6 separate regions of the Mus musculus genome follow, and regions 1, 2, 3, 5 and 6 are each linked to region 4. Evidence: chromatin loops called from intact Hi-C (ENCODE). Cell type or tissue: heart. All regions are shown on one strand.

What was found. A loop is a pair of places that touch in the nucleus more often than their neighbours do. Peaks named below come from ENCODE experiments on the same cell type or tissue, not always from the same donor. Only the 100,000 strongest peaks of a DNase experiment are listed, where the experiment ranks them.
Region 1: a loop joins it to region 4, with 2.5 times the contacts of the local background. A loop is called at or near these places in 5 of 42 quality-filtered maps.
Region 2: a loop joins it to region 4, with 2.1 times the contacts of the local background. A loop is called at or near these places in 3 of 42 quality-filtered maps.
Region 3: a loop joins it to region 4, with 2.7 times the contacts of the local background. A loop is called at or near these places in 3 of 42 quality-filtered maps.
Region 5: a loop joins it to region 4, with 2.0 times the contacts of the local background. A loop is called at or near these places in 6 of 42 quality-filtered maps.
Region 6: it touches region 4 in a loop (2.3-fold over the local background); 3 of 42 quality-filtered maps call a loop at or near these places.

Annotation. Positions count from the first base shown.
Region 1 is chr19:42,742,348-42,747,347 of GRCm38, reverse strand. Pyroxd2 (pyridine nucleotide-disulphide oxidoreductase domain 2) reads left to right here. Exons shown (of 16, transcript NM_029011.2): 4 at 1; 5 at 4,685-4,840. Gm19437 (a long non-coding RNA gene) reads right to left here and starts at 1,624. Exons shown (of 4, transcript XR_386719.3): 1 at 1,373-1,624. In heart, a CTCF peak has its summit at 2,925 (motif pointing right); a DNase peak (open chromatin) is centred at 2,917; H3K4me3 peaks cover 254 bases; H3K27ac peaks cover 1,384 bases.
Region 2 is chr19:42,564,789-42,569,788 of GRCm38, reverse strand. All of the region lies in intron 2 of R3hcc1l (R3H domain and coiled-coil containing 1 like), which reads right to left. Among named protein-coding and RNA genes, the nearest start is that of Loxl4, 46 kb to the left of the region's middle. In heart, no CTCF peak of the experiment used is centred here; a DNase peak (open chromatin) is centred at 2,998.
Region 3 is chr19:42,658,654-42,663,653 of GRCm38, reverse strand. No RefSeq gene overlaps it. Among named protein-coding and RNA genes, the nearest start is that of Gm25216, 39 kb to the left of the region's middle. In heart, a CTCF peak has its summit at 2,062; DNase peaks (open chromatin) are centred at 1,863 and 3,773; H3K27ac peaks cover 1,736 bases; H3K27me3 peaks cover 231 bases.
Region 4 is chr19:42,516,607-42,521,606 of GRCm38, reverse strand. R3hcc1l (R3H domain and coiled-coil containing 1 like) reads right to left here and starts at 2,802. Exons shown (of 7, transcript NM_177464.4): 1 at 2,750-2,802. In heart, a CTCF peak has its summit at 2,802; a DNase peak (open chromatin) is centred at 2,846; H3K4me3 peaks cover 2,053 bases; H3K27ac peaks cover 1,298 bases; H3K27me3 peaks cover 74 bases.
Region 5 is chr19:42,750,035-42,755,034 of GRCm38, reverse strand. It overlaps Pyroxd2 (pyridine nucleotide-disulphide oxidoreductase domain 2), which reads left to right and starts at 2,260. Exons shown (of 16, transcript NM_029011.2): 1 at 2,260-2,698. The coding sequence starts at 2,572. It overlaps Gm19437 (a long non-coding RNA gene), which reads right to left. Exons shown (of 4, transcript XR_386719.3): 3 at 4,529-4,897; 4 at 3,599-3,740. In heart, no CTCF peak of the experiment used is centred here; DNase peaks (open chromatin) are centred at 1,674, 2,324 and 2,464; H3K4me3 peaks cover 2,128 bases; H3K27ac peaks cover 2,736 bases.
Region 6 is chr19:42,652,586-42,657,585 of GRCm38, reverse strand. No RefSeq gene overlaps it. Among named protein-coding and RNA genes, the nearest start is that of Loxl4, 42 kb to the right of the region's middle. In heart, CTCF peaks have their summits at 2,344 (motif pointing right) and 4,291; a DNase peak (open chromatin) is centred at 2,355; H3K27me3 peaks cover 2,212 bases.

The sequences.
Region 1 (5,000 bases), 230 kb before region 4:
GGTAGATCGCCTGGCCTGGCCTGGTGGTTGGTAGAGGGTGGGTGTGACTCCTTCTTCTTGGCCTGGGAGGGAGGCATCATATCCATGCCCTAAGCAGCTTCCTGCCGGAGGTCTCTCTTCTCTTCCAGGCTCTGTCTAACCCACACCTGTTCCTCGGTATCCCATAGCTTGATTTTTGTCTCAGCCACCCTGTGCTTTAAGATCTGGCAAATCTCAAATAAGAAACAGGCCTCTTGAAAAACGAGGGTTGTTGTTGTTGTTGTTGTTGCTGCTGCTGCTGTTGTTGCTTTTACCATCAGACTTGCCGTCTGCACGCCAGCACCTGGCAGGGTCTTCCGACTCCTCCTAGCTCCCTTAGCCTCCTGGTATCTTATCTGGTCTTCATAAAGCACCCATAATGCAGCCTTGGGCACCCAAGTTTACAAAGCTGCCCTTGTTAAACTTTGGCATCTACCACCATTCTTGATAGCGTGAGCAGAAAACAGCGTCACTGTGGGCAGAATCCCCTTTACGAATTCATGGTCTCAAAGATAAAAGAATCTTAAAACAGACACAGAAAGAAACTCAGAGGTAATGTATTCAAGTCAGAGGGAGACGGTCCTGAACATGACGTCAGGGTACCAGGAGAAGGAGCTAGTGAGGGAGAGACAGTCATATTTTTAATGACGTGCAGAGCAAAAAAAGTATGTTATGAGACACAACATAGGCACACCAGAGATAAAAAGAATCAGATACCCATAGCCTTACCCCTGGGTTTTTGTTGGAATAGTGTAAGATTGTTCCCTTCCCAGGGTTGACGTGGGCTTTGCACGCTCCACCTTTTAAGGCCGAGCCAATGAGGGAACATTGAACCTTAGTGTTTAGGGATTAGACTTACATTCTACTAAGAGTTAGTTGCTCTCTGTGGCCTGGACCTTGGGATGTACCTCAAACAGGGAGGAGGAATAAGTATCGCCTCAGTTTACCTTTTAGTTGTGTGACCAGAAAGGAAAAGCATTTATTACCACAAATTTATCCTTCAATTCATTAACGTTGGGCCAGGAAGGACTAATTAATTGTATCTACTGTCATCGTTTACCCCTTAATTCCAACAGGCCTGCTGTGGGGGTCCAAGACCTTTGGGGGCAACACTTGGGGTGTAACAATATACTTGTATACTTTTCTTTTGTCTTATGAGACAAGTTCTCTTTTTGTAGCCCTGGCCCAACTCTGGGACTCACTCTGTAGATCAGGCTGTCCTCAAATGCACAGAGATCCACCTGCCTCTGCCTGTGGAGTGCTGGGACTAAAGGCGTTCTCCATCACACCCACTCCAGTATACTTCTTTTAAGGGCGTGGCTGCTAGTCACTTATCACAGTCTGTAGTCCTTACCTTCGGTTGGCCTCATTTACTTGTCAAACAGGGTTTTCTCTTTCATGTGTGTGGAGATCTTGGCTAAAAGAGACTCCCCTTCTTCACCCGGTTCAGACTTTAGTAGAGGACCCCCTGAGACATTCGTCTCAGAGGACTGGGGCCTCTTCTGGGTTCTGGGCCGTCTGGTTCGTCTTTCCTGTCAGCTCACCTTTGTTCACTGGCTGGCCTGCCTTTGCCCACCTCCTCCTCCCCCTCATAAACTCAACCGCCTCAAGTCCTGAGGCCAACTTGGCTGTCTCCCATCTTGGGAAAAAAAAAAAAAAGAACCGTGGTGCCTTTTATACTGCATAAGTCCTGCATGAAATGAAGAAAACACACAGGCACTGCTTACAAAAGCTCTTTCTAATACAGTGGTTCTCAACCTGTGGGTCCAGACCCCTTTGGCAAACCTCTGTCTCCAAAAGTATTTATATTAAAAGCCATAGCCATAGCAAAATTGCAGTTATGAAGTAGCAAGAAAGGTAATTTTAATGGTTGTAGGTCATCACAACATGAGGAACTGTATGAAAAGGGGAACTGTATGAAAGGGTTGCTTTGGGAAGGATGAGAACCACTGCCATAGAATCAAGGACCAGAGACTACGGACCAGGCGATAACAGAAGCCCAAATGGAGAGAGAGAGAGAGAGAGAGAGAGAGAGAGAGAGAGAGAGAGAGAGAGAGAGAGAGAGAGAGAATGGAGGAGATAGATACAATATCAGAACCAGACAGAGCTTAACCAAAGCCTGGCTAAGGTCCAGGGTCGTCAGTCTGTCTCACTGTAGCTGAAGGAAACTGTATTAATGGAGTTCCAGTTTGTGGCGGCAGACCTGGGGAGGGGCAGAAGCAGCCTCTGTCTTCCCTCCCATCCCCAGGGGATCTTCTAGACCTCTTCCATCAATGCTCCTCCCACTCCTGCTTTACTGAGGAAATCTGCCTAGGGCGAGGCCCCTGAAACCTCTCTGCTGGTGGGAATGACCTGACCTATCTGAAAGAACTCAGCTTCCCCCGGGCTGCTTATCGACTGGTATGGTCAGTCTGTGTTCCCTGAGTGCCTGCTTTGCACCAGGCCCAGAACAGGCCTAGGGACAGGGACAGTGGGGAATCTGAGACACAGCAAGGGAACGTTAAATGAAGGTAGGTGACAGAAAGAAAAGAAAAAACAGAAGACAGTGTGATAAGAAGTGAAGTTCCACACTTCCCTGGTGACGGTGACTCCTTGAAGGGGTGACACATGCGCTGATGTGATCTAGCCACATGTATGTCTGAGAGAGAAAGTACTCTGGTCAGAGGAAAATGGAAGCTGGCAGGCCAAAGCAAGTATGAGCAGAAAGCCCCTGTGGCCAGAGCATCCCACTACAGACTATGTGGGGGACAGAGCAGGGGGAGCTCACGCTAGGACTGTGTTTCATCCAGGGACAGTGAGGAGCCAGAAGAGGTATTCAGTCAGGAAGCAGAAGTTTATAGAAGATTCATCAGTCCCCTGGCCCGTGCTGGAGATGGTGTGGAAAGCCAGATACCAGAGGCAGCTGCTCAGTGGACCACAAGATGGCAGTCTGTGACGAGGGCACAGGGCTGGAGAGGCGTGCACACTGTACAGAGCTAATTTAGCAATATAAAAGATGTCATTGGTAAGGCAAAGGGAGGAACTGAGGATAGCCCCTGCCATTATCAGGAGGAACCAAGGCAGGGGCTGGAGAGCTATCTCCACACTTCAGTTAAGAGCACTTCCTGCTCTTGTAGAGCTCTTGGCTTCAAGTCCCAGCACCCACAGGACTGTTCACCCCAATCTGTAACTCTGTTTTCAGAGCTTCTGATGCGGTCTTCTGACATCCACAGGCACCTGGCACATGATGTACCACACACATGCACCATACACATACATACAGATAAGACAGAGACATATACATACATGCACACACATACCATATATACACACACACACCACACACATGCATATACACACATACACATGCATGCACACACACATGCATACACACACATACACATGCATGCATGCATACATACATACATATATTACACACATTATACACACACATACCACACACACATACACACACAGGAACAAAATATCTCTATGCATAAAATTAAATTTTAAAAAGAGAGCCCAAGGTAGAAGTTTCTCCAACCTGTAATAAAGATGTCTCAACTTTAATGTTTAAAAAAAGGCCAAAAGTTCCCCAGGCCAGACCCCACCCACATGTGGATTCTGCTCTGTGAACGCCTGCGCCTGGGCACTGGTGTGTGCTGGAGCATCTGTGGTTTGGGCAGCCCCTGGAATGTTGGTAGGTCATCTTTCCACATGCTTCCCTAGCACACGGAGTGAATGTGCCATGCCCATGAGAGGGACACAGCAGCGGCAAAGCAGACAATGCCCCCTCCTCCTCAAGGAGACGGAGACAAAATGTACGTGTAATTAACCATGTGGTGACAAGGGCTTTGTTCTTCTTTGGATGAAGAACACAGATCGTGCCAGCGTGGTTGGTGCCGGGTGGGGCTTGCTGATTAGTATCTGAGCAGAGCCCTACAGTGAGGAAGCAGGCCACGGATCCGGACAAAGAAATCTCCAGAGAGCGGCCACTGTCCGTCCAGCTGATGTCAGCTCAGTCTCTGTTGTGTCCGCTGGCCCTTTGGAGAAGCCGACGCGCTGTGAGGAAGCTCGAGAGAATCAAAGCCGACTTTAAAATGTATGGAGGAGACATCCACTTAAAGTGACAATAGTAAAGTAGACTGCCATGCAAATATAGAAACTAAATGACTAGTTCACCCACCTTGTACACGTGAATTTTCACATAACCATTGCTTTACTGTTTAGCTCCAAGTACTGCCTTCTGAAGTGATGGGAGGCAGCTATAGATGAGGGTCTCAGGTCCTGGGAGTCACAGAGGTGTGGCTTTGATAGACAGATTGCCTTCTAAAATGACGTGGGAACAAACTATTCAACTCCCTGAACGTATGTGGCTCTCTAGGCTTGTAATGTAGACGTAACTGTAAAGATCCCTACCTGATGAAGTGGGTACTGGGTGGATGGGCGGGGACGTGGTACAATATGGTATGCTCGGTGTGACATTGTGCGTCTTGGTTTATTGCTCTATCACTGGGTCTCTGGACAAGAGGGCTATTTATAACCTTTGTTCAAAAGCTAGGAACCAGGTCTGTACACCTCAGGACCAACGACGAACATACCTAACTGGTCCCACAAACAGAACTGGAGAAAGGTCAAGAGCAGAAACATAGATCCCTAAAGTGTGTGTGCTTTGTGTGCTCTGCAGAAACACGGGCTGAAACTTCATCTGAGAGACCCCTACTCCTTCACCCCCATGCTGGAAGAGGGCACACTGAACAGGCTGCCCAGGTCCCTTCTGCTGGGCACAGATATGGCTGCAAACCAGAAGGAAATCTCTCAGTTCTCACGGAAGGATGCTCAGGTAGGGAAGGTGAGCGGGGACTGAAGCTTCCCTCAGCAGCCCACACACAGCAGGCTCTGGAGAGGAAATGGATGCCAAGGCTGTAGCTCAGTGGTCTGCTTTCCCTGGACAGCGCGGCCCATGCTAGCCTGTGACCTGAGGCACTTTGACCGGGATTGGT
Region 2 (5,000 bases), 48 kb before region 4:
ATCCAGGCGAGCAGTATAATAGCTATTTAGTTTTATGTTTTATCTGGGTCCCAGAATCCCTGGCATCACTTTGGTTTTTCCTTAATCATCTCAGCCTCTGGGCAATCTATACAAAGATCTGTATATGACTACTCATTAGCACTCTCATTCCCGGTCTCATGCAAATCTCCATCTTCCCACACTTCAGAGTTGCCACAACAAAACACAATCCTACATTTGAATATAGTTACACTATCCAATACCATTTCAGCAGTCTGGCCTATAGCTAGTCACTTAGCAACAGAATAACTCACCAGTGTTTTTGATATAAATTATAAAATTAAGTAAAACCCAAGTGTATGCAAAATCAAATGTTCCTAAAAGTATACTTTGTCTTTAACCAGATTTCCACATAAATGGATCTTTAATTTTAGAGATGTTGCTGCTGTCTGTTTATTTCTGACAAGGGCAAAGAAGTTGATTTTTTGCCAACCCTCGCCTCTCCCCCTGCCAGTGTCCTTGAACACACAATGAACTGAATGGAACAAACACTGTGAGTCAGGTCACTATCACATCTCCATCTGCCCCAACCACAGCTCACATAAGCATCATACAGAGTTTGCTGAACAAAGTAAACTCAAGCACAGAACTGAGAACACCAGGAATCTGATGCTTCAGAAAAGAATCTCAAATGAGAAAGTCGCCCTTATGCTGACAATACAGACTCAGAGCTGTTTTCTTTTCTTCAGTTTTGAATCAGATCAGAATGTGTTAATGGCTTGTACATCACTCAGGAATTCTAAAAACATTCAAAATGGAGTTTTTTTTTTTTTAATTTTAGGAATGACCTGGTTTACAACAACAGCAATGGAAAGGGATATACTTAATGCTCCTGCTTTTTTTGTGTGAACCAGGGATCTCTAGTCACCAGGACTAACGGGCTGAACAAGGCAGATGATTCAACCAAGTGAACCTTTGGATGGCTGCAGTGATCATGGTAGAACACACAATTGGAAGATGTCTCTACAAATTCCCACTCAGGCAGTCAATAACCTATCAGCTCAGAAAGTTTTATAAAAATACAAATTACAAAATCTGTTAAGATGAGCTAGGACTGTGAGGATAGAAACAGTAATAAAGACATGGAAAGTGTATACTTTATCCGTAACAGAAGAAGTTAGGGACTCAGGACAATATGGAAAAGGAACTGTCACTGTCTCCCTAGCTCTATGGCCTCCCCAAAATGAGACTGTTATTAACCCTGGGCGGTCTCATCATTTTAGTCAGTGCCATTCATTAGCAATCAAATAATATCACTACAGCTCGCGTGTGGCTGCTGCAGTCACTGATTTCTTTTTTTTTTCTGGCCCCGCTCCAGCCATATTTTTATTTCATATATGTGACTTCAGACACAGCAGAAGATGGCATTGGATGCCCATTACGGATTGTTGTGAGCCTCCACGTGGTTGCTGGGACTTGAACTCAGGACCTCTGGAAGAGCAGTCAGTGCTCTTAACCGCTGAGCCATCTCTCCAGCTCCATTGATTTAAATTAATCACCCATCAGATTGCTATTGTGGTTATATGATCATATAATTATATATTTTCTCTCTCAATAAAATATAATTTTAGAACATAGCACAATGCCTTTAATATAGTAGTAAAAATAACATCTTGCTATTTGCAATTTATAGTGTCAAACTCCAAGCGTTCAATATTTGCTATTCAATACCATCCACTTAAAACCATGGTCTCTGGAAGCTACGTTATAAAGGGCTTTCCTCCCCTCATATTTCATACATGTTCTAAGTGTCTGAACTGTATGTTTTTATACGTTTTTTTCTTTCTAACTTGGGTTCTTTTTTTTTTTTTGCAGAAGACTCTAAGAGGGAGACAGAGGACGTTAGGATGCCAGTTAGTGTACTGAGTGGAGATGGATGCAGCTCCCTTACTTTGGTGCCCAATTCTAATGGCTATGAAACGGCAGTGGCTTTCTGTAACAAAAAGACTAAAACTGCAGACTACCTACCTATTTATTTCTATGCAAAAACTCAAAAGACTACATATTGCCAATGAAGGTACCCAAGGGAAATAGCCATTAAGAACAACAGTGCTGTTCTGTTGGTACCTCATTTACTCTAACCATAAGTCTGATGGCCATAACAGGAGGTGGCAGGGGCTATGCAAGTTCTGTTTGTTGATATTTTCCTGGGAAACAGTTCATTTCTAGAGAGAAAACAGGACACATGCCAACATTCTCTGCTTTACTGGTTACTTGTTTAAATTACTAGGTGGGCGCCCATATCCTGGCTTTAAAAAAAATGAAATGCAATGGCCAAGTGATGGTGGCGCATGCCTTTAATTAAAGCACTTGGGAGGCAGAGGCAGTCAGATCTCTGAGTCTGAGGTCATCCTGGTCTACAGAGTGAATTCCAGAATAGCCAGGGCTACAGAGCAAAACCCTGCCTTGAAGAAAAACAAACAAATATAGTAAAATAAAAAATAAAAATAGAAGATGAAATGTGATCTTTGACAATGCATTAAGGGTTGCAGTTCTGGACCTCAATGACTCATGACTTAACTATGTTCAAGTTTCCTCTGACCAGTCTTAGAGGTTCAAATGTCATTTATTAATCAAAGGGTGGCATAGTCTACTTCACAGCCTATCTTCTTCTTACCTATTAGAAACATTAGATATGCTTTTATGTCTAGGCTTTGTCAACAAATAAATAGGCCAACTTGGAAAAAAGCCAAAGTCTTCTGTTGGAAAACTTTCAAGATAGATAAGCACTCTAGTCCTGCATTTAATAAAGTATGTTTGTGTAATATAAATAATAAACTGAGATATTAGACTTGTGGCATCCTTCAAAAAACCAGAAGAGAGTTGAGTTTCCTGTACGCACAGCCTATCTGATTCCTTCTCTGTTCATCCGCCCTCATCCTTACCACAGCCCCACTCTTCCATAAGTCCTGCTAAAGGCTGCAAGCAACACTGTCTTCAGGTCAAAGCACAGCATGTTCTTGGCATCCCCAGCATTTAGTCAGCCAGTAGTTTCTGACTATGTGACCATGCTTCTCAAAACACTCAGCTGTTGCCTAAATGCTTCTGTACCTAGATGGGAAAGATCCAGTTGCATGCATGGATCCCCTCTTCCAAAATACAAATGAAACTGAAATTCCCCAGAATCTGAATACTGACAATGATGTTTTCAAGGTTGGTAGAGGCCAACCTGAAAGAGACAGCACTTGAATTCTAACCGCTCATGCCCATCCTTCCAGTTACTAAGCACTGTCATGTGTGCACAGCTGCCTTCTGCAAGGAGTTACTTTCTCTCCCAGTCTCAAGTCAGCCTTTTGTCAGCTCCTGTCTAACAGTTTCCTCCTCAGACTAAGATCCTTTCCCAATGATCTCAACTGTAATAAGTCATCTCCATTCATCTCACTCTATCTACTCTATTTCCTAGCCTGTGAGGGGTCGCTAACTCCTGCTTGGTAAGGATTTTATAACTACCACTAAGGGAGTTCCCAGTCACATTCTGACAGACATTTAAGCAAATACTGTAAAACTTTACATGTTTCAGAATCACTTGAAAAAGTTAACAGGTAAGTTGTTGGGCTAAAGAAAATGCAATTCTAAGAGGTTCTCAGATGATATGTAACCTGCTCGCCCAAACACCATACTCTAGGAACCACTTACTGCCTTTGTGAATCTGATTAAGGAAGGCTATGAGTAAATGCACTGCACATATGCAATTCTGATATAAATTCAAAAGGATCATGGGTGTTCACTCACAACTACTGTCCCTTCTGTATTTCATTCTAAGGAATGTGTAAGATGTTTCCTGACTTGATCTCAGGAAGCACTCACTACAGTAATAGGGAAACTGTGTAAGCACCTAAGAATGAAGGAGTGGTTCATAGTGGCAAGTCGGTTCTGTCCAACATGCTGTCCTCTTTAGTCTTGGGGGTCTCTTTCATAGTTGGGTGGTATTTTTCTATACACCTCATTTAAACAAACAAGAAACTCATCATTATCATTTTAAAAATGACTCAAACAAAACCGTTCAGGTGAAGACATTGTCTGCTAGGAAGAACATAAATATAAATAACCGCTTCAGACAGGACTGAAACCCTGATGTCAGACTTAAGAATAACCACCTAGATCATAAACAAACCATTTCTCGGGCTGGAGAGATGGCTCTGCTGTAGGTCCTGAGTTCAAATCCCAGCAACCACATGGTGGCTCACAACCATCTGTAATGGGATCTGATGCTCTCTCTGGTGTGTCTGAAGACAGCTACAGTGTACCTACATTTAATGAATAAATAAATCTTTAAAAACAAAAAACCTGGGGCTGGTGAGATGGCTCAGTGGGTAAGAGCACCCGACTGCTCTTCCGAAGGTCCGGAGTTCAAATCCCAGCAACCACATGGTGGCTCACAACCATCTGTAACAAGATCTGATGCCCTCTTCTGGAGTGTCTGAAGACAGCTACAATGTACTTACATATAATAAATAAATAAATCTTAAAAAAAAAAACAAAAAAAAAACAAAACAAAAACAAAAAAACAAAAAACCACACAACATAAAAACATTAGCCAGGCGTGCTGGTACACGCCTTTAATCCCAGCACTTGGAAGGCAGAGGCAGGCAGATTTCTGAGTTTGAGGCTAGCCTGGTCTACAGAGTGAGTTCTAGGACAGCCAAGGCTACACAGAGAAACCCTGTCTCGAAAAAAAAAAAAAATCCTCCAGTCTAGACCAAGGCTGTATGAACCCACAATAAGAAATGAAAGAGAAAGTGGTTCTCTATTTAAAAACAGTGGTCCTAATTTGTAATAAAGAATTTAAACAGCAGAGAGAATAAATGTTAAAATATGCCTTCAAGTCACACATTCTGTATTTATGAACTCTGACTAGTCAGCGCATCATTATTCACTTATAGTTCCTTACAGACTCAAGTCATTTAGTCAACTTAAGTCAGTATCAACTCTTTAAAAAATAGCCATATTCATTCATTTCC
Region 3 (5,000 bases), 140 kb before region 4:
TCACCTGTGAAAGTCTGTTCTCGAAATCATAACCGGAAGGATGAGGAAGGGCTGAAGGGAAGGGCTACCCACGCCCGGGCTTACCTAATCACTCAGGGGAGTCTCTTTGGCCTGTGCTCTGGCTGCACGAGGACAGAGATGAAACTCTCTGGACTCTTGTCCTTCTGTCTGTCCCACAGCAGCCCACTCTGGACCCACTGCCACCAGAGACCTCTCTACTCAGGAGCTATGCCATCTTCCTGGGATCAGCGCCTGGTCCCAGGTTTTCAGACTTGGGTCTGCATTTGATTTCTAGGGTTGCCATACTAAGCCACCCCCAAACTCAGGGATTCAAAACCACAGAAATGTATGCACGCATCATTCTGCTGGCCAGAGGTCCCAAACACCACAATCGTGCGTGTGAGCCTCCTCCACGGGAGACGAGCCTTCCTCCTCTTGGCTTCCTGCAGCTCTGTGCACTCCCTGGCTTCAAGAGCAAAAACCCACCAAGCTCCTCTTCCTCTTGTGGTCTTCTCTCCTCTCCACCGTAATGATTTGGAGCCCAATCACACCTTCGAGACCCCCTTTTCAAATAGGGCCACATTCATGGTTTCCTGGGGTTACAGTGTGGACAGAGCTTTTGGGATTCTACCATTCAATCTACTATCCCAGCAAGACAAGACCGCCCGAGTGATCTCAGCCTCCCTCTGCAGGGAACTAGCTCGGCTCTAGCCCTCCTCTTCCTCGCTCTGATTCCCCACCATTGTCTCAGCTCAGCATTGCTGCCGGGTCCAGATCCTGACTGGACTCTATAAGTAGTACCCCAAGAATATCCCCAACAGCCAACAGCCCTGAGTCACCTCCAGCTTTAGCCCCATCTCCCCCACGTCCAACACACTCTTCTTCCCAGAAGGGTGGTGGCTTTCTTGACACGCCATGATTTGCTCCAGGATGATATTTCAGTTATTAAAAATATCATGGAAACACAGCTCCCGGAGATGAACTTTGAGGTACGAAGTTGACAGTCTAGAGCTAAAAATCAAATCATTTGTTTTTCTATAACGAGAGTGAGGAGGTAAGAAAAGCACGGGTTTAACTGAGGTTGAGAGTGGCTGAAGCCACCGGAGCCTACGATAAAGTCGGAGATGCTTGAGAATTGGGGCCCGCCGCAGGGGAGTGACCCCCTCCCTATCTACACGGCTGGCTGAGAACTCCCTGGAGGAATTCTAGGCTGGGAGGGAGGATCCCCAGCATGCCCCAAGTAATCCTTTTCTGTCTCATTGCTTCTAAAATGCTTATCACCTGCCAGCGTGCAATCGCTTTACGGAGTGGCTTGTCACCACGCCATTAAACTTGCTCCTATATATTTCTTTGGCCATTTGGCTTTCCCATCTCACCGGTGGGCTTCTGTCTGTGCTGAGCTGTGAAGCTGTCTTGGCTGCTCCCTCCACCCCAGAAGCTTTGCCCCCAAACGTTTAGAAGACGAGAACAGGCAAAGTGACATAGACACCCAATCTGGGCACCAGCACCCCCCTGGGCCAGTGCAGAAGGAGCACTTGAAGCTGGCCTCAGCCTCAGGATGAAGTGCAGGACTGACCTCAAGACACTTCAGAGAGAGCAAGGAGGCAGGAATTCTAACCTCACTGCTCTGAGCAATGCCGCCTCACTTCCTGGCCCAAGTCATCAGGAAATTATCTACTTCCTTTTAATGTCTGGGCCCCACCAGACAGTGAGCTCCCAAGGACAGAGGTAATAATAGCACTGACAGCCACCACTTGTTCAGCTCTTACACAGGCGTGCACTATTCTAAGTCCCCAGTGTCTTTAACTTCACGGAGGCCTCCTTATAGCTCAGAAACTGTGCTGCCACCAGCTTCCCTGGGGAGGGAAGGACACTGACGCCCGGAAGTTTCGTAACTGGCTTCCGATGGAGATAAAAACTCAAGTTCAGTCCAATGAAAGCCAAATTCCTCTGTGCCAATCACAGTGTGAGACACACTGCAGGTGCAATGCGCCCAAGGAACCAGTAGATAAATGGGTGCCTTTTCCCTACCACCCATCAGCACACTCCCCCTTGTGGTTTGAATGTGGAATCTCCCCCACAGTCTCATGTGTTTGAACACCTGGTTTCCTGCAAGCTCTGCTGTTTTGGAAGATGGTGGAAACACTTCAGGTGGAGTCTTGATAGAGGAAGTATTAGGGGCTGCCGTGAGCCTTACATTTTTGATAGCCTTGCCCTCACTTCCTGTCAGCTGCTTCCTGGCGGGTGGTGTAATGGGACCAGCTGCCTTCCCCACCGCACTGGGTCTGTATCCTTACAACTGTGAGCCAAAGTAATTTCTTTCTCCCTTAGGTTGCCTCTTGACAGGTTTTTGGTCAGAGTAACACAAAAAGTTAAATATTTCCTCTTCTTACACCTTGCCCTTGGGCCTGGATGCAGAGGAAAAGGTAGATATAGAACTCGGCTTCCCATAGTATGAGTAGGGAGGGCTTATTGCTTCTTCTACAGCGGTGGTTCTCAACCTGTGGGTCTCAGTCCCCTCAGGATCAATGGACTGTTTCACGGGGGTCACCTAAGACCACCAGAAAACATAGATATTTACGTTGCAATTCGTCACGGTAGTAAAATTACAGTTATGAAGTAGCAACAGAAATAATTTTATGGTTGGGGGGGGTCACCACAACACGAGGAACCATATTAAAGGGCCACATCTTCCATCTTCAGCCCTCTGAGACCTAAAATACAGCATAATGTACATCAGGTATGTCCAGAGCCAGCCACTGTGAGTTTAGGCCTCACCTCTGATGCTTGTCAGTATATAACGTCATACATTCTTCTCTGTACCTCAGTTTCCTAACTATGAAATGAGATATTTGGTTGTTCCCCTCATAGCTTCTGGGAGGACAAAGTGAGTTCGATAATTGTCCTTTCCAAGCCTCTGTGCCCCTACTCTATGATACCCCAAGCGAGGGGACAGCGGCCTCCAAGCCAGAGAGAGAAGGCCACTTCTCCTCCCCACATCTTTCTCTGGAGCACCTGGCAGAAAAGATCCTAAGGAGAAACTGGGAGACCCTAGCGCGCCAACAGGCCCTCGGAGGGAGGCCATTTCTGAAGCAGAGATGAAGTGACTGGGGCCGGGCCTCTGTAGATCAGACCTAAGCAGAGATGCCAGCTCCACCCCAGAAATCCTGGAAGCCAGTTCCACCTCTCTGGGGCTCAGTTTCCCAACATAACATGAGGAGCACCCTTGGACTCCCCCCTCATGGCGTTACTGGGACATTTAAATGCATGTGACTCAGGACAGACTAGAAACAGTGACTACTTGGTAAGGTATGCAGAGATTCCCACAGATTCTTGATGACCCAATCTGAAGGCTAAGCTCAGGGGGGGGGGGGGCATGTCTCACAGAAGAGCTGGTGGCTCAGAAAGCCTGGTGACAGGCCTGAAGCCAGTCCAGGACCATGGGACATCAAAGAACACTGCCAGGCTATTTTCCAACCTAGAAACAAATGTCACCACGCCCATGTAGGCATTTCCGTCTTACCACAGCACTGGCAAGCTAAGTGGCCTCCAAGCACTGACTCTGCTGGGTAAACAGCCCTGGCTACGTGTCACTTTGGAGAAGAGCTATGGCCACGAGGTCCAGGCTTGGAAGCTGGGTCCTGTCAACAGATTCCCCTCTTCAGCCCGCACATGGATGTTCGGACAAAGTCTGGCTCTTGGCAGGGTGAGCTCAGCACAGAGGCAAGCAGAGTCCTGTGCACCACGCTGCCAAGCCGGCCCAGAGGCAAAGGGCCCGAATCTGTTGTTTTCCAGTGTGTTCCTCTGATTACAATTCAGGCTGCATCAGTCTCCTGCTGGAACCCGCTCCTGCATGTGTTCCGAAAGCCACGCGGCACTCACGTGCCTGAACACTTGTTTGCTGACCCGAGGGATCCCTCTAGCTCAAAGGCTGAGAGGTTTGAGTAATCCCCCAATTTGGAAGGACACCCGTTTTAAGCTAGATCCTAGCTGGAGCTAACATCTTTTCTGACCAAGAGAGCAAAGAGAAGCTTCTGTAGTCCTCGCAGCAGAGCCCCATGGTCTGTTGAACAAAGAAAGGGGCGTGTCCTTCGGCTTTGACAGCCCAGGCCCCCACCGTGGAGCTGCCTGCAGGCCGATGGGGCTCCCCTAGACTATTCCAAAGATGTTTGCAAACATTCCCCAGGGGCAAGAGGGCAGTAGAGGAGGGACCATTGCAAAATTCAGAAAAGTCTGGACTGAAAAAAGTTGAGCCAGTATTCTTCTTAGAACCTTTAAAAATAATGTCAGTGAGCTCTAAGAGAAGTTTCTGGAAGCCCTGCCTCTCAGTTATGCTTGACAACTTCTACCTCAGTAGTGTGAGGTTGCCAGGACTACCTACTGGCCTTCCCCACCCCACACATACATGGCTCTAAGAAGGTATCGATAAAAACTCGTCGAACTTTATTTAATGCTAAAATTCCTTTCATGGATATTTGTCGGCAGCTTAGAAGAACTTTATCCTTGACATTCAAGAAGCACATTTTAATGTCCCCAAGGGTCCCTCATGTCTAGGGACAGTTTCTACCTTTGGCTCAATTAATTGTGGCTTAAATTCCAGCCCAAGCTGTCACTGGCTTCATTTTTGTTTTGCTTTGTTTCATTTATTATTGACGTGGGCACAGGGATGCACTCCCATAGCACACATGTGGAGGCCTCGGGGCAGCTGGGAGAGTCTGCCTTTTCTCCTATTACCTTTATCTGGGTTGCAGGGATCCAAGGTAGCCAGCCAGCCTTGCACAGAAAGCACCCATGCTGAGCCGTGTTGCTGGCTCCTGAGAAATGTTCCCTGTGATCTTCATACTAACAGGTCAGAGAAAAGCCACCAGTCACACTCAGCCCAAGACCTTGGTTCTCCTTCCTGGATGTGTGGCCCTGGACACATCCCAGACTCTGTGCCTCCTCTGGATCCTGGATTCTGTTATCTGCTAGGCTCACATGGAGGATTTAAGGAGGGAGCG
Region 4 (5,000 bases):
GCCTCTCCTAATTGTGCCATATAGCATAAGATAATCAATAAAACGTTCTTATTCAGCAGCCATTGCTAACTGAGCATCTACTAGGTATACAGCAAAGAATGAGATCTACCCTCCAAAGTCCTTTTAAGTAAAAAGGAGTCAAAAAGCAAGTGCTTGAAACAAAGGAGACAACACAATATGCAAAATGATTTTAATGTACATGACTTTCTATTGTCATAGCTGTGTGTGTATATGTATATACATATATATATACATATACACACACATATACACATATACAAATGTGTATATGTGTATGTATATACATATATATTTGTGCAAAGAAACCATGCTGAAGCATAACTAAAGGTAAGAACAAATCTGAAAAAGCAGAAGGCACAACATGAAAGAAAAATAATAATTGCTTTTTGGCCTTTTGGCTAAGATCATGTGTAAAAAAAAATAAAGGAAATGTTTCCTTAGCATCCAAATTCGCAGATATCTGGCAGTCAGTGAGACACCTGAAGAAAATAAAAATAGTATTTCAATTCTTAACCTAAGATTTTGCCCTGGCCCCCAAGCCATTTATGTCTGTAAAGCTTCTCTCTTTGCTTTCTCTAACCTTGCTCCTTACAGATACACACAGAGCCAGGATATCTGCAGAGGTGGTCATTCATTCAGTTTCCACCATCAAGCCTCCCAGACTCCTTTAAGCTAAAACGTTTGTTTTGTTTTTGTTTCACACCGTCTCACCAGGTAGCTCTGGCTGACCTGAAACTGATATGCAGACCAGGCTGACCTTGAAATCACAGAGAGCCATTTGCCTCTGACTTAATAGGATTCAAGGCATGAACTGCCATGCCCAACTCAAGCTAAAACTTTACAAACAGCCTAACTTAAAAACTGTATGTGTGCTGGGTGGTGGCCCATGCTTTTAATCCTAGCACCCAGGAGGCAAATCTCTTGTGAGTGTAAAGCTGGCATGATCTACAGAGTGGTTTCCAGGACAGCCAGGACTATACAGAGAAACCATGTCTCAAAAATGAAAAACAACAACAACAACAAAAAAAAAAAAACCCTATACATGTATGCATATATGGGGGGGGGGAATAGAGACACAAAAATTGTCCTATAGAATTCTATTCTTGTCAATATCTGAGTCATAGTTAATTGTCCTGCTAGGAGCTACACTACATAGTGAAATACACTCAAGTACAGGTTACAAACAAAAGACCAGTCCAATTTAAACTGACAAGATAAAAAAATAAAAAAAAAAAGAAAGAAAGAAAAAGAAAAGCAATCTCTAGAAAAGTATTTACTTAAGAGCATACCCAATAACCACGTCAGAGCAGCACTATGGGAAACCTAGGCAACCCTAAGAGTGAAAAAGAGTAATTTTTTTTTTTTTAAAGAGGAGCTCTTCCTGGCCTGGAATTCACTACCCAGACTAGGCTACCAAAATCTCCGAGACCAGCCAGCCTCCGACTCTGGTACTGGGATTAAAGGCTGCTGTTGCTTGTTATTGTTGTTGTGGTTACTACTAGGGAGAGAATTCAGAGCCTTATGCAATCTTACCAATGAACTACAGACACCTCAACCCTGCGCTAAATAGCTCAGGCAGCTATTATTACATGAGTAAGTAGTGCCTGCAACCCACAAACCCTAGACACTGGTGGTTCAGCACCAAGCTTCGGGAGCTCTAAGTCTTAGGGGATGCTTGTCATGTGTAGTGCTTCCAAGAGCGGAAACCGAGCAACAGGGGCAGCTGGCTGTGTGTCGCATGCTGATGGGCCTCGAAGTTTGACACCGATTCCACAGGTGGTCAAGCCCTAATGTCACCTCTCCGCTTGAAACCTTGCTTTAACACTTGTAGGTTTCATCGCAGTTTCTAAAGACACCATTAACTCCGGTCTTCATAAAGACATGACCGTTGATTTTAAAATCCAACTGACCTGGACCACACAAGAGAGGGTACAGGAACTTTATTTTAAATGTTTTCTAGCACAAACGTCTCACACATAGATCATAACACTGAAAAGCATAGTACAAAAGACCCTGCACCCCCTCTTTTTTTTTCCAGACAGAGAAACCAAGGTGGTGGTAATAGGACTACAAAAGACCACAGGTCCATCAAGTGGCCAACCCATCATCCTCTCAGGATTCAGACTCTATAAACCCCGTACTCTTTCCCTCACAACTCAGATGCGACGAAAAAAAAGTTTGTAAGACAACTTTCGATAAAGTGGGTTGGAAGTTTTCTGAGGACCGCCCGAGAAGAGCAGGAAGAACATCCTACTTTACAAACTGTTCCCGGCCAGCCCATAGCCCGGGGGTCCTAGCAGCGGAGCAGAAGTGCCACTGCCCGGGAATCGCCCGCGGCCCCGGGCTGTCCCGAAGCCACCTCGGTGGTCCACAGCTCCGCAGCCCAGAGGGGTCCTAAGACCCCGCTCGCTACCTGGTGACTGGAGACGATTTCTACCAGAAAGAAGCATTAGGGCAGAGGCCCAAGGCAGGCCTCCGGCCCCTTAGAAAACAGAAGAGACCGGAGGGTGGCCCTCCCGCCCCGGGGCTCCAACAGGTCGAAGGGCGGAAGCTTCCCAATAACCTCCGCCCCAGGCGGGGGCCTGCCCCGCGCGTCACCGGAGGAAAAGAAAACCAGCGTTAACACACAGGAGGAAAGAGGGTCCTCTCCCGAGCCGGAGGAAAGACGCGAGGGCAACCAGCACCAGCTCAGGGAGAGAAAGAATCGGGTTCAAGGGTTCGTGGTTACCGGGACGCTGTCGCTCTCCGCTTCCGCTGCCACCATGAAGCGCCTGCTCTTCCGCTCGCCGCTGGGGTGCGCGCCAGGCCTTGGCTCCGCCCACGCCGCGGGACCTCCTGGGAGTTGTAGTCTTCGCGAGCCCCTGTCGCGTCGCGTGGGGGGCGGGGCCGGCAAATGGAGAGGGCGGGAGGGCGTTGACGCTCCTCTATCTCCTGTATCGTCCATCCTCCATCTCAACCCTCAGCTGTGAAAGCGCTCAAATCTTCTCACGTCCTGCTCAATCATAACCGTGTCTCTTTCCTCGTCCACGGGCGAGTTTCTTCGAGCGTAATCTGCACTTAGCGTCTCTACTTCCTTCCTTGTGTGTGCTGAGTTCTACACTGCAGCTTCTGCCCCCCGCAGAAAATGTCCTTGTTGCAGCCAGTGTCCTTGTCGCCAAACCCACTGCAAGTATTTTCAGGCTGTCTAACTTAAGCATTAGTCATTGAAGCTCTTGGACATTATCATTTATTTTCTATGACACTATCCAGCTTTGCCTTCCTCATTCCATGCCGTTCGACTCGGTCTCTTCCTGTAATTCTCCCCCCCCCCCCCGAACTCACCTCTTGAATATTGTTCTCTGCAATTCTTAGAATAAGGAAGGGGAGCGTCCAGCCCGGCCCCTTTTTTTGCTTTAGCTTATCGTACTCCCAACTTCTAGACGACCCTATCTCATTCCTATCTTGCAGACTTGTCAAAAAATGGCTTGAACGCTTTGGTGGCGCGAATGGTATAGCCCTGTGATTGGCAAACAGGTGAAGTGCCCAGGATTCGATCTCGGAACTATACAAGAAAAAAAGAAATATTTGAAAAGTTCATACTGTGTCTCTCCTCTCTGTTCACTGCCTTCCCATCTATCTCCAATGCCTCTTCATCTACATTTGAATGCTAACCAAACCCTGTAGAGGCTCTCTCTCTAGCATTTGAGTCTGTTCTTTATTTCCACTGCCAGATACTTAATTCCCACTTGCTTAGTTTCTTAGCTGATTACTGTTCTCCTTACTGATCTCAGTACGGCTGTGGGGTCCTTACTGCCAAAGGCCGAGTTGTGTAAATAACAAATTTAATCAAGTCGTGTTTGTGTTAAAACCCTGTAAAGACACCATTCGATTGAGTTTGAGAGAAGGAATGAAGGTGAACACCTTGGAGCTTTTACAAAATAGTAGTTCCCAATCCACTACTCTCCTTCCCATCCCTTACCAGATCTGATTATGGGATAGGTTAGATGTGAGCCTTCCTAAAAAGTTTCCCCCTCGGGTGAGCTGACCACTCAGCAAAATGGTTGTATATTATTGCTTACAATGGGCCAGTGCTGGGGCCGAAAATAATGAGCAGACCAGTGCCTACCCCTGTGGATTTATGGTCCCTTAAGAAGAGACAGATACTAGTCAAATGGTTCCATAGCAAAAAACAAAAGCAGCAACAACAAAAAAAAATCGTCATCAGCTGAGCTAGGAATTGTGGGAGTAAAGTAACCTGTCCTTCTCTCTACTTCCTGCCATAGCCTAAGCTGGGGATCAAAGCATGGTCCTCGGTCTGAGTAGACCAGGGAGAGCCAAACTGTCAAATACTTGGATTGAATCATATGCCAATGCCCAGGTAGGCCTGGTAGGGAAACCAGGAACCGCTAAATGTGGGATGCTGGGAAGCAGAGCTATGTTAACTAGTTTAGCAGAATGGGCCTGAGCCAGCAGACCACAGATCTTGCAAGGCACAAATCAAGTTTGCTTCATTCATCAGGCCTTTGTTGAATATCTGCTGCCCCGTGGTTTGTTTTCCTGGCCACTGGCAAAAGATACTATGTGTGCCATAAAAATCAACAAATGATAAAACATGGTGTTCCCCACCTGCCACCTGCCAGCTCACCTAGCACGCCACGGCATCTGTTGCGGTATCCACCCCTACATCATGTCGTCACAAAACTGCTCTCAAATGAATTTCCTTTATCAACTTGATCTAACAAGTAGCCATATTTAGTGCTGTATATCGGAGACTTAGCAGAGGCACTCACGAAGAGTTAAGAAGCAAGGTCATAACTGTTTTGGCTTTTAACAAATCAGCAGCTATGTTAGAAGGTAAGGAATTCTGTACATTCAAAATAAGTTAGGCTGCTGTACAATAGAATATATTGGAAATGAATGGTGGTGGGCTACTTTAGCCAGGTGGCCCAGGGGAGGCTTCCTTGAAGAGCTGACTGTCCACTTAGCACTGAAGGATGAGC
Region 5 (5,000 bases), 230 kb before region 4:
GGGTGTTGCACATATGCGCTTGAGACCAGAGGTCGGCTATAGGAGTTCTCCAGATGCCATCCACCTTGTGTTTTTGAGATGGTCTTTCACTTGGTCTAAAGCTAAGCTAGCCTGGCTTACCAGCAAGCCCCAGAGCCTACCTGGCTCCCTCCCCTGACTCCTAGCACTAAGGTGCATGAGAGCCACCACTCAATGGGTTGTTTTTTATGTTGTCATGACTGTGTGGCAAGCACCTGACTAACTGAGCTATCTCCCAGCCCCACTAGGATACCCGCTTTAAAACTATAAAAGTTTTCTCTTAAGTCTTAGAAGCCACATGGTATGAGGTATCTAGTTTAACCCATACCCCCCACTTTACTATCATCCCTGGGTATCTGTGGAGTATATTCCAGCAACCCCTGGAGATAGCAATATCTGCAGACTTATAGCATTTTCTTAGAGCCCTCAAATCCCCTCTACTTTAATCTCTGTGTGTCTTACACCACAAACTATTCAAATACCATTGAACTCGTTATTGTACCTGCTGAGTGAACAAAGACAGAACAGGTGTCTGCTTACTGAGTGCAGATGCAGCTGTTTATTAAATACATCGATTTCTAATTGATTGCATGAGTGTGGAGGTAGAGGCTTTGGACTCGGGGTTTTAGGAGAGATTCTTGGACAGTGTAAACCTTCCTCGTGTGCGGAGTGCTGCCCATGCTGAGGGTCGAGGGATTCTCAGAGGCCCTCTTACTCAGCCATCTTTGCCATGCCTTCTGGGTTTGAATCATTTCTGACACAGGTTCCTATTACCGTCTAGGGGGTCTTGATCCAGTTCATTTTCTCTGGCAGTTAAAGACTTCAAAGGGAAGGAAAAAAATCTTGAGAGCCAGAGAAATAAATTCTCAAACATAGCAACCAGCAGCAGACAGAAACACTGGAGAGGCTTTTATTAGGGGTGAAGAAATACACCCCAGCAGGGTACACACAGAGAAAAGGCCGTCTGCACAGCAAAGGAGGTGCCCTGGAACCCAAAGGGCCAGGGCTTTTAAGAGTGGGGTAAGCAAGGCCTGGGCTGGCCTTGAACTTGTCATCTGGTCCCTGGGCAGGCAAGTCTACTTGTTAGCATTTCCTGTAGGCTTCTCCTAACAGTTACCTAGCAAGGGCTAGGTGTGAGCCAGGAGCCAGGCACATAAGGACTGTTTGGGCTGCTGCTTCTGCTTCTCTGCCTCCTCCCTCCCTCCTTCCCTCCCTCCCCCTCCCTTCCTCCTCCTCCTCCTCTTCCTCTTTTCTCTTTCCCTCTCCCCCTCCCCGTTCTCATCCCCCTCCCCTTGTTCTCTCCCTCCCTCTATCTCTCCTCCCCTCCCCTCCCCACCCCATCTTTTTCCTCTCCACGTGTTCTTGCTGGCCACTGCCCTTCTTGCTCCTCTCTCTTTCTGTCCTTCTCTGTCCCCTTTCTTTCTCTTCCTCTACTCCTTTCCCCACACCCCCTTCCCGGGTCTCAGATAAACTTCCTTCTATACTAGGCCTGTCCTATGGCTGACACCTCAGAGGAACGCCTCAGCATGGGCCTGCTAAAGCACCCCTCTGCTGCAGCATACCCAGTTTTTAAAAAAACAGCGCTACTAGCCAAGAAAAACCTCGTCAGGCTTTTGTCCCAGGTCAGGAGGGTAAGGAGGAAGCCAGCCATCTTGGAAGCTGGCCAAAGTTATGACCTAGCTACGGCTCCGCCCCCATCTGTCTTTCTCTTGTCCAAACTGCCACACAAGGCTGCCCGTTTCATGATTGCAGCTCGCCACTTCCAATGCCTTTCTCCTGTAGAGGAGTGACTCCTGAGGAGTGGACCGGTCCTCTCTGTTCAAGATAGGGCACAGGGATTGTATGTATGGACTCATACTAGTTGAGGTAATCTACAGGTGTGAGCCCAAATCTTTGAGAAACTTTGGAAAACTGGAAAGGTGCCCAAACTGTCCATATCCTTCCTCCCAGCAAGACTAGCCTCACTGGAGTGTGCGTGAGAGAACACACACACAGCTCTTGGAGACGTGGGTGGCCTTTTCTGTCGTCCAAAGGCACTGAAAGATGACTGGGGAGGATCCCGCAACAAGGAGCAGTGGTCACCTTGCAAGGTCCCTGACTACCAGACAAGCAGGAGTAAAGTCTGAGTTGACAGCGCCCATCCCACAGCTTAGGATCTCGGCCCCGCCCCCAGGCTTCTGCCGGTACAGAAAAGGGAGGCAAGAGGAAGGCGGGGCCTCTGCGTTGGCTCCTCTTCTCCCTTAGCCCACTACCGGGCCTGGGAGAACCTAGTTAAATTGTTCTCTCTTTGGTCCCTACTCGCTTGACTCCTGGAGGCTACTCAGACTCTGCCACCTACTCGCTTGACTCCTCGAAGCTACTCAGACTCTGCCAGTTCTTAGCCTACATGCCCCCTCCTCTAGGCTGGCTTGCGCAAACTCAGAGCCGCAGAAGCTCGGACCCTGGGAAACGGTGGCCCAAGGCCAAGGCTGACACTGAACTGTAACTCCCAGCCCCTCCCCTTGCCTGGGCCTCTGGAAAGCTGACTGTGCAAGCAAATTGCTGGGGGCAGAAATGGCTGCCGGCGGCCGAGGTCTCATCAGGGCCTTGCACTCCTCTCCCTGCCCTACTTGGAAACGAGCTCAGTCGGGAGCCAACGGGCGCCTGAAGCCCGAGTACGATGCCGTGGTGATAGGAGCAGGTAAAACCAAAGAGGGCAGAGCCAGAGCTCAGGGAAGGAAGGCAGCGTTCTGCCCACCGGCCTTGGAGGGGCCTCCAAGGAGCCTTGCTGCTGCCTCTCCTATGGGCACGACCTGGCCGGGAGTTCCAGTGAGCAGGACCTGGGATGGAAGTCCTCCCTGGCCTGGGAATCAGGATCCCTGGGTTCTAATTCCACCCTGGTGTGCTGTGTGGACTAGAACGGCTCTTGCCTTCTGGGTTTAAACCTTTCTCTCTAGAATGATAATGAGTGACTAAATAAACGCAGGAGTTTCCCTGTATCTCCCGCAAAATGAGTGAGTTCCTCCCGGGACCTTATGCAGGAAGCAAAGACCTCCGGACTGTAGACAAATGAGAGCCAATCTCACTTCTGCGATCATCCATTGGAAAAGGAAGCCAGAGTTGTTTCATAAAGAGAAAAGGTGGTTGAGGGGTTCCCAGACACCCTAATGCATCCACAAAGGGTGTCATCTCCCATGGCTTCCCTCAGACATAGATACCTGCTACAGTGGTGGTCCTGCAACATCTTGCTGACTCTCAGCCTCAAGTACTAGGTTAAGGCATAGCCTAGGGCCAGGCTGCACTCCACACCAGGGCCTTCCGGGTCACACTTTTGGGACCTGAAGGCTTTTATTCCCAGCTGGGCTTTTACATAGATGATAGCAGGTTCACATTTTTTTGTGAGACGCATCACACAGCTTTAAATAAATGCTGGCCTGGTTTGGCTTCTTCTTGTGTCTACTGAGAACCACCCTCTCCAATTTGTGCACGCATGAGTGAGTGTTTATTATACACAGACTTGGTTTTTTTTATTATCGATACTAAAATAAAGATATGTCTCACACAGTTTTTACAAATCAAATATATGCAACTCTTGATTTAAATACCAAGTTGGTTTTTTTTTTCTTTTCCCATTGAAAACATCCACTCAACACTCCACTGTGTGAAGACGATGGCAGAAGGGCCCAGGCTCAGTGGGCTCCTGCTGGGTGGGCATCCCCCTGAGGGCTGGGGATTAGCAGATCCTGCAGCAGAAAGGGACAGGTCACCTGAAGCCACAGGAGAGTCAGTCAGGACTTGGGGACTGGACTTTGGGGGTTTTGTTCTTTGTCACTTAAAATCTCCTTGTCATTCATTCATGGCTGAACTGAGACCAGTTGCCAAGGAAACTTGACAAGTTTTCCAAGACTGATGAGCCACCAATGAAAAGCCGATAGCCACCACGTTTGATGCAGCCTTGCAGCGGGCTGAGTGTTTCTTAGACACTGCTAAGTCTCCTCCCTCAGTACCACAAGGTTCCACATTATATATGAATATGTATGTATATTATATATATATTACATGCATATTACTCTCTGCCTTACAAATGGAGAACTTCAAAGCAGCCACTGGTTGTTAGATGCCTCTCTGGGGGTCAAGCCAGGTGAAGCCTGGGCTGCCTGCCTTGAGTTTATGTCTATATTCAGAGAATGGTTCCTCCAACTGCGGGTTCACACCAAGGACAGGCCCAACGGCATTTTTTTTAACTCTCATGAAATTTTTCTAACATTTTAAAAATAAAACCACATCGAGTCTCCCAACCTGTGGGTTGTGACTCCTTTGAGGGTCGAATGACCCTTTCACAGGGGTCAGATATCAGCTATCCTGCATATCAGATATTTACATTATGATTCATAACAGCAAAATTACAGTTATAAAGTAGCAACAAAAATAATTTTACGGTTGTTCACCACAACACGAGGAGCTGCATTAGAGCCACGGCATTAGAAAGCCTGAGAGGCACTGCATGGCATAGGTCATCGCATAAACTTACCACAGGATGGGTTACTGTGAGAGCATGGAGCTTTGGTCCTGTGAAACATTTATTAGTCAGGTGAGTGCTAGGTCACGGTGTAAAGTACATTTATTCTTGTGAATAGTGAGCAAAGGGCTTGAAAACTCCAGTTTCGGAGACTCCGTTAATGGCTGAGAAGTTGGCTCAATGACCTCTAAAACTCGGGACGTCTCCATGTGGGAAATTTAAAACGAAAGCAACTCAGCCATGGAGAAATTCATCACAGGGGGGGTCACGGCTGCTCCCCTGCGTGTGGACATTTGTCAGATAAGAGTCAAGCATTTAGATCTGAGCCCACAGTGGGTTCGTCCAGGCGGGTGCTGCAAGATCACAGGCATCTATTGACATCTGAAAGATAAGAATGGCATCTGTCACCAACGTGAAAAATAACCAGGGGCCCCAACGCTGGCCAACACCCTCATGGCCTATTCTCTGCCTGTGAATGATTCTC
Region 6 (5,000 bases), 140 kb before region 4:
AGCAGGCCCTTCTTGCACTGTGGGCAGCATGATTCTGGCAAGGAGTGTGTGACCTTGGGCCCTACATCCATCATTCCCAGGCCCCGGGAGGTGATCAGTAAGAGAGGTTATGGGACAGATCCTGGAGCCTCTCTGGATCCTGATACACTGCCTGCCTTGTTGAGGATTGGCCAGTGGTCCTCTCCTATTGCATGACATGAAGCAGGCACAAAGAGCCACTACACACAAAATGGAGGGTGTATGTCACCAACAGATCATGTGAAAGGGGTACATGCTGGCCAAGAAAACCTGGGAGATTTAGATAAGAAGTCTACCAGTTAGATGCCAGGCACCAGGTAAGCTCTCACAGCAACCCCACAGGGCCTTGGTCACTCTACATAATAAAGTTTTTCTCTAATTCTGCTCATTCAGTCTTAGCATCCCTCAAGGGATAGCTAGAACGTGACCACCTACCTGGAGATTCGGCTCATTTCTAGTCCAGTCCTATGACCAGGGTACGGTCCCTCTCCTTTGAACCGAAATGGCCTCCATTGAGCGTGCTCTGTGTGTGAGCCTGACACCAGGTGCTATACATCATTCCTGTCTTCACACAGCCCTGTGAGTTGTGTAACAGCCTCACTTTGTAATGAAGGATGGATGCTAAGACCCAGAGACCTCACTTGGAAAGAAAGAGTGACCAAGAGAGGCAGAGAAAGAAAAGAGAGCAGCTTTCAAGGTCAAGTTACTATTTTGAAATGAAGGTGAGCCAGGAAATTGTCATGGAAGGAGAGGAGGAACCATTTAGACTTTCTGGTCAATACTGGCTGACCCTGTGCTCTGTGTCTGGTCCTGGTGGAGTGAATTTCAGGCATCTTCATTTTGTCACCAGAAAAGAGTCGGTCAGAGACAAGGAGTGATCTCTTCAAAGTCGTACAGCTCAGAAACTGCGGAGCTGGGATGGGAAGTGGAGCCCAGATTGCCAGTGTAGGGCTCTTCAGGCACTACATGGCTTTCTTCATATCTGTGTGTCAGACACACAGCGGGGAGCATGGCTGGGAGCACAGCTCTAGGGAAGCCTCCACTGGGAGACTCCCATGGTCATTTCCTCAGAGATGTGCTCCTCTAGCAAAGCGACAGTGGACAGAGGCAGAGACAGAGTCAGGCCCATCCTGAGTCCTGGACGGTGGCAACGGTGCCTCTCCATCCCTGTGCTTATAACAAACACCTGCCCAGGACAACTGCTTCCTAAGCCTCCAGAGTATTCCAGAGCAGGAGCTGGTCAGGACCCCAAATTGCCCCATGTGCTGGGTAATTCTGAAATTAGCCCTTCCAGTCTAGGTCCACTTCATCTCCCCTACACAGCAACTTACTCATTCAGTTTTACCTGTGAGGGCCTACTGCATACAGAAATTGATCCAGTCCTAGACATGGTAGGGCCCTATTTCTGCCCCAACTCAGAGAACAGAGCTAATATGCTCTTCCAGAAAATGAGGGATTGTGGTCAGGAAGATAAAGATGCCCAGGAAACCCCCCTTCAAAGATAAGAAAGGGGACAGAAAGTCTGTGCACCCCAAACCATTCTCAGAGGGGGGCACCTAACTATGTGCACCTCCTGTGTTTAAAGTACAAAATGGTGTTTCATGTAAATTCTTTCCCAACATACCCGCTGTCCCGGAGAAATGATGATCAATGAAGCTGTGAGAGAGGCAAACACAGAGTTGTTGTGAAACGGCATTTGGACGGCCATATACCGGCTGAGAACCTCCAACGCATCTAATGAGTGATGCGCAGTTACTGCATCAGCTCAAAGATGCCACCGCTGCAGAATAGGACTAAACCCCCATACAAGAAAGCCAAAGACAGAATTCTGGCAGTACCATGACTGCTGCTGAGGAGTCTAGAGGTGGGCAATGGGACTTGAGATGACTTTAAAACCGCCTGCCATGTTTCTGGCATCCATGAGATGTGGGTGGATCCATGATTAGAAAGAGTGCTCCCTCTGGGCCAGCCCTTCAGAGAAATGGAGCAGAGATATGGGGACCGGAGCCCAGAAGCTGAAACAGAGCATGAAGAAGGGAGCAAAAGGTTAAACAATGTTTGAGAAGGAAAAAAAGAGCTGAGTTTCTGAGCAGGGGACTGGTTTGAGGGACTGTCTTTGTTCCCGAATGGAGAGAGAATCCAAGGGTGGCCAACTAGGTGGTCTCTGGGGAAGGAGCCCCCTGGCTCAGGGTAGAATCAAGCCTTCTGTCTCTCTCCCAGGGCCCTAGACACACCAAGTTCAGGACCAAGCCCACTTCCCTAGGCTGCTGCACCTTCAGGCCTGGGGAAAGGCTCTGATCAGAGGCTGATTCCAGGGTGGCCATAAGAGGGCAGGAGAGTGCTGGTAATGGGCCAGCTGAAGCAGCTTGCCAAGGGCTGGGCTGAGAGGTGAGAAGGGGAGGGAAGAGAGGAAGAGGATGGAATACCACACTGATGGACAGATCCCAAAAGAACTGACCTGTTCATGGGACTCCCAGCTGATCCACCTCCTGAAAGCGTGAGATTTAGTTCACTGACTGGTGGGCAAATCTGGGTTCAGTGGTGAACATACAAAAGGAGAGAGGCAGTAATGTGTCCCCAAAGCACCAGTGATACCTGCCCAGATACACGGGGCTTCCTGGGCCTCTCTGCTGCTGCTGCCCAACAGCTCTCTGCCCATCTGTTTCCTGTCCATCACTTTCCCAAGTCACTTGAGAATCCTTACCCCACCCAAATAAGAATGGACTCCAGGTACAGGCAGCCCTACTAGGAACTCCCACAGCCCCAGCTCGACCTTAAGAAATCAAAGCAAGCTACATCCCCAGGATGAAGCAAGTCTGGAGACCAAGAGAGGTGTGTCACGGGTACACACACACACACACACACACACACACACACACACACACACTCATACACTCAAGGACAGACCCAAAGTGCTAGAGGACTCCCCCTTCAAACTTTTCAGACCCTAGCACAGTTGAGACACAGCTGAGATTTTCTCACCATGGTCAATGGATGCTGTGTTTATGACCTGGTGTAACCTGGGGACCACTAGCTTCTTGTGAGTGGCATCCCCATAACCCTCAGCCCTTTCCTCATCTTCTTCATGGATGCAATTGGCCCTGGCTCACCCTCCCAACAGAGAGCTGGGATGGTAGAGAGACAAGAACCAATTAAAAATGCCCACGCACCTTTTGAATACATCTTTAGAGAAGCAATGGGCTCCCCAGGGGCTGCCCCTTGGCCCTCTGGGTAAGATTCTCTGCTCAGTTACAGGTCAGCCCCTCAGTCTGAGAACCATGTGGTACCCTTCTGAGACTCAGCTTCTGCAAGAGGAGAAGTCCTCAAAGCAGACAGTTTACCTCTAGAAGCATCTGCTCCATCTGTAAAATGGCCTCACTGAGCTGCTTTTAAGCCCAAGTGCTCAGTGCTGGGCTTAGTCTCCTTTCTAGACAGTGGGGTTGGGCAGCCCTACCCCAGTGGAACAAATACAAGAAAACAAGAGCAGCAACTGTCTCCTGGACCAGTTTTCCCACTCCCACAGTCTCCATCTTGAGGAATACCAGAGGCCACCCAGCCCGGAAGCTTCGACTCCTATTCTGTCTTCTGCCGCTGCATCACAAAGACCTGCTTGTTCGCTGGTGGAGATGAATCCCACACTGTCCAGCTTTCTCTGACTGCACATGCACATGGGGTCCTCCACCCTGTCTCCAGCTCCTGCCCTGAAGGCTGCAGCTGTCCGCCAGCTTCAGCTGAGGATTTAGTGAGTCCAGCTCTTCTGAGGCGTGACTGGGCAGGTCCTTCAAAATCCTATCTGTCCCATGACCCCGTGGTGGGAGGCTGCCCACCACCTTGTTATGTGTGTGTTTCTCTATCCAACTCCATCTTGAACATGGCCACTCTTCACAGGGGGGCTGGGGAGGTGGGTATTAGAACTGATTGAGACCCCAGGGACCTGCCTCCACCCCATGGAGATTTCTAGCTAAGCCTTGACAAAGATGGATGGTTAGCAAGTTGGCTAAGCTTCTGGGGGCGGGGGGCAAGAAGAGTCTGAGCCAGGTCCTTCACTTCAGCTAGATGCTACCCTGTGGGTCCATTCTCTATGACAGAGCTGGTGAGTGTATTTTCAGGACAGAGGGATTTGACTTCACAAAAGCCCTGAAGTGGGCTTCAACCCTTAGCGGAGTCTTTGATCCCTCTGAGTCAGTCTCAAAGGTCCTGCCCAGCCAGATGGATCTCAGCCTCTCTCCCTTGTTGTCACCTTGCAGATATTTATAGCCTTTTCATGTCCACTAGAGAGCGTAATGGGCTTTTTAGGCTAAACCAATTAAACTCTCTCCCGTAAGTCATGTCTCCTGCATGGCTTCGGTCGCCCTTCCCTGAACTTGTTCCATCTTCATTATCTCTGCTCCTTGTGGCAGGGAGGGCCTGGGAGTTCACATGCTGGCTAAGGGACGTCTGCCTTCCTTTCCAGCTGCCTGGTCCTTCTGACCATCAGAGCTCCCCCACCCCCTCACACCCCAACCCTGGGTTGTATAGACATAACCTAAGCCTGGGAAATGCAATTGACTAACCCAGGAAGCAGAATATACTCAAAAAGGGCTGATTGGTTTTTCCTCCTTTTGAAAATTATTTAGCTTTTTACCCCTCCAATATTATGCAAATAAGATTATGCCCTGCCAGCACACAGTCAAGTGTTTATAAAATACCCTAGGCTGGAGACAGGAAGCTGCAACCCACAAAGATAATCATATCTCAAATGTGTACCAGGCTCTGGTGGGCTACTGGGGACATTTCCCCACAGTGTGCTTGCACTCTGCAAGGGGCCCCATGCTTCAAGGCCATGACAATGGTTTCCATCTCTTTTGAAGTCAGGAGCGAAGAGGTTACCGCTTCAGACAAAAAGACATGCAGGTACAGGAGTGTGCAGCTGGCATCCCTACATACTTGCCCACGGTTGTGTGGAAGACCTGGTCAAGCTGGCAGTGAGACTCCTTGGTCTC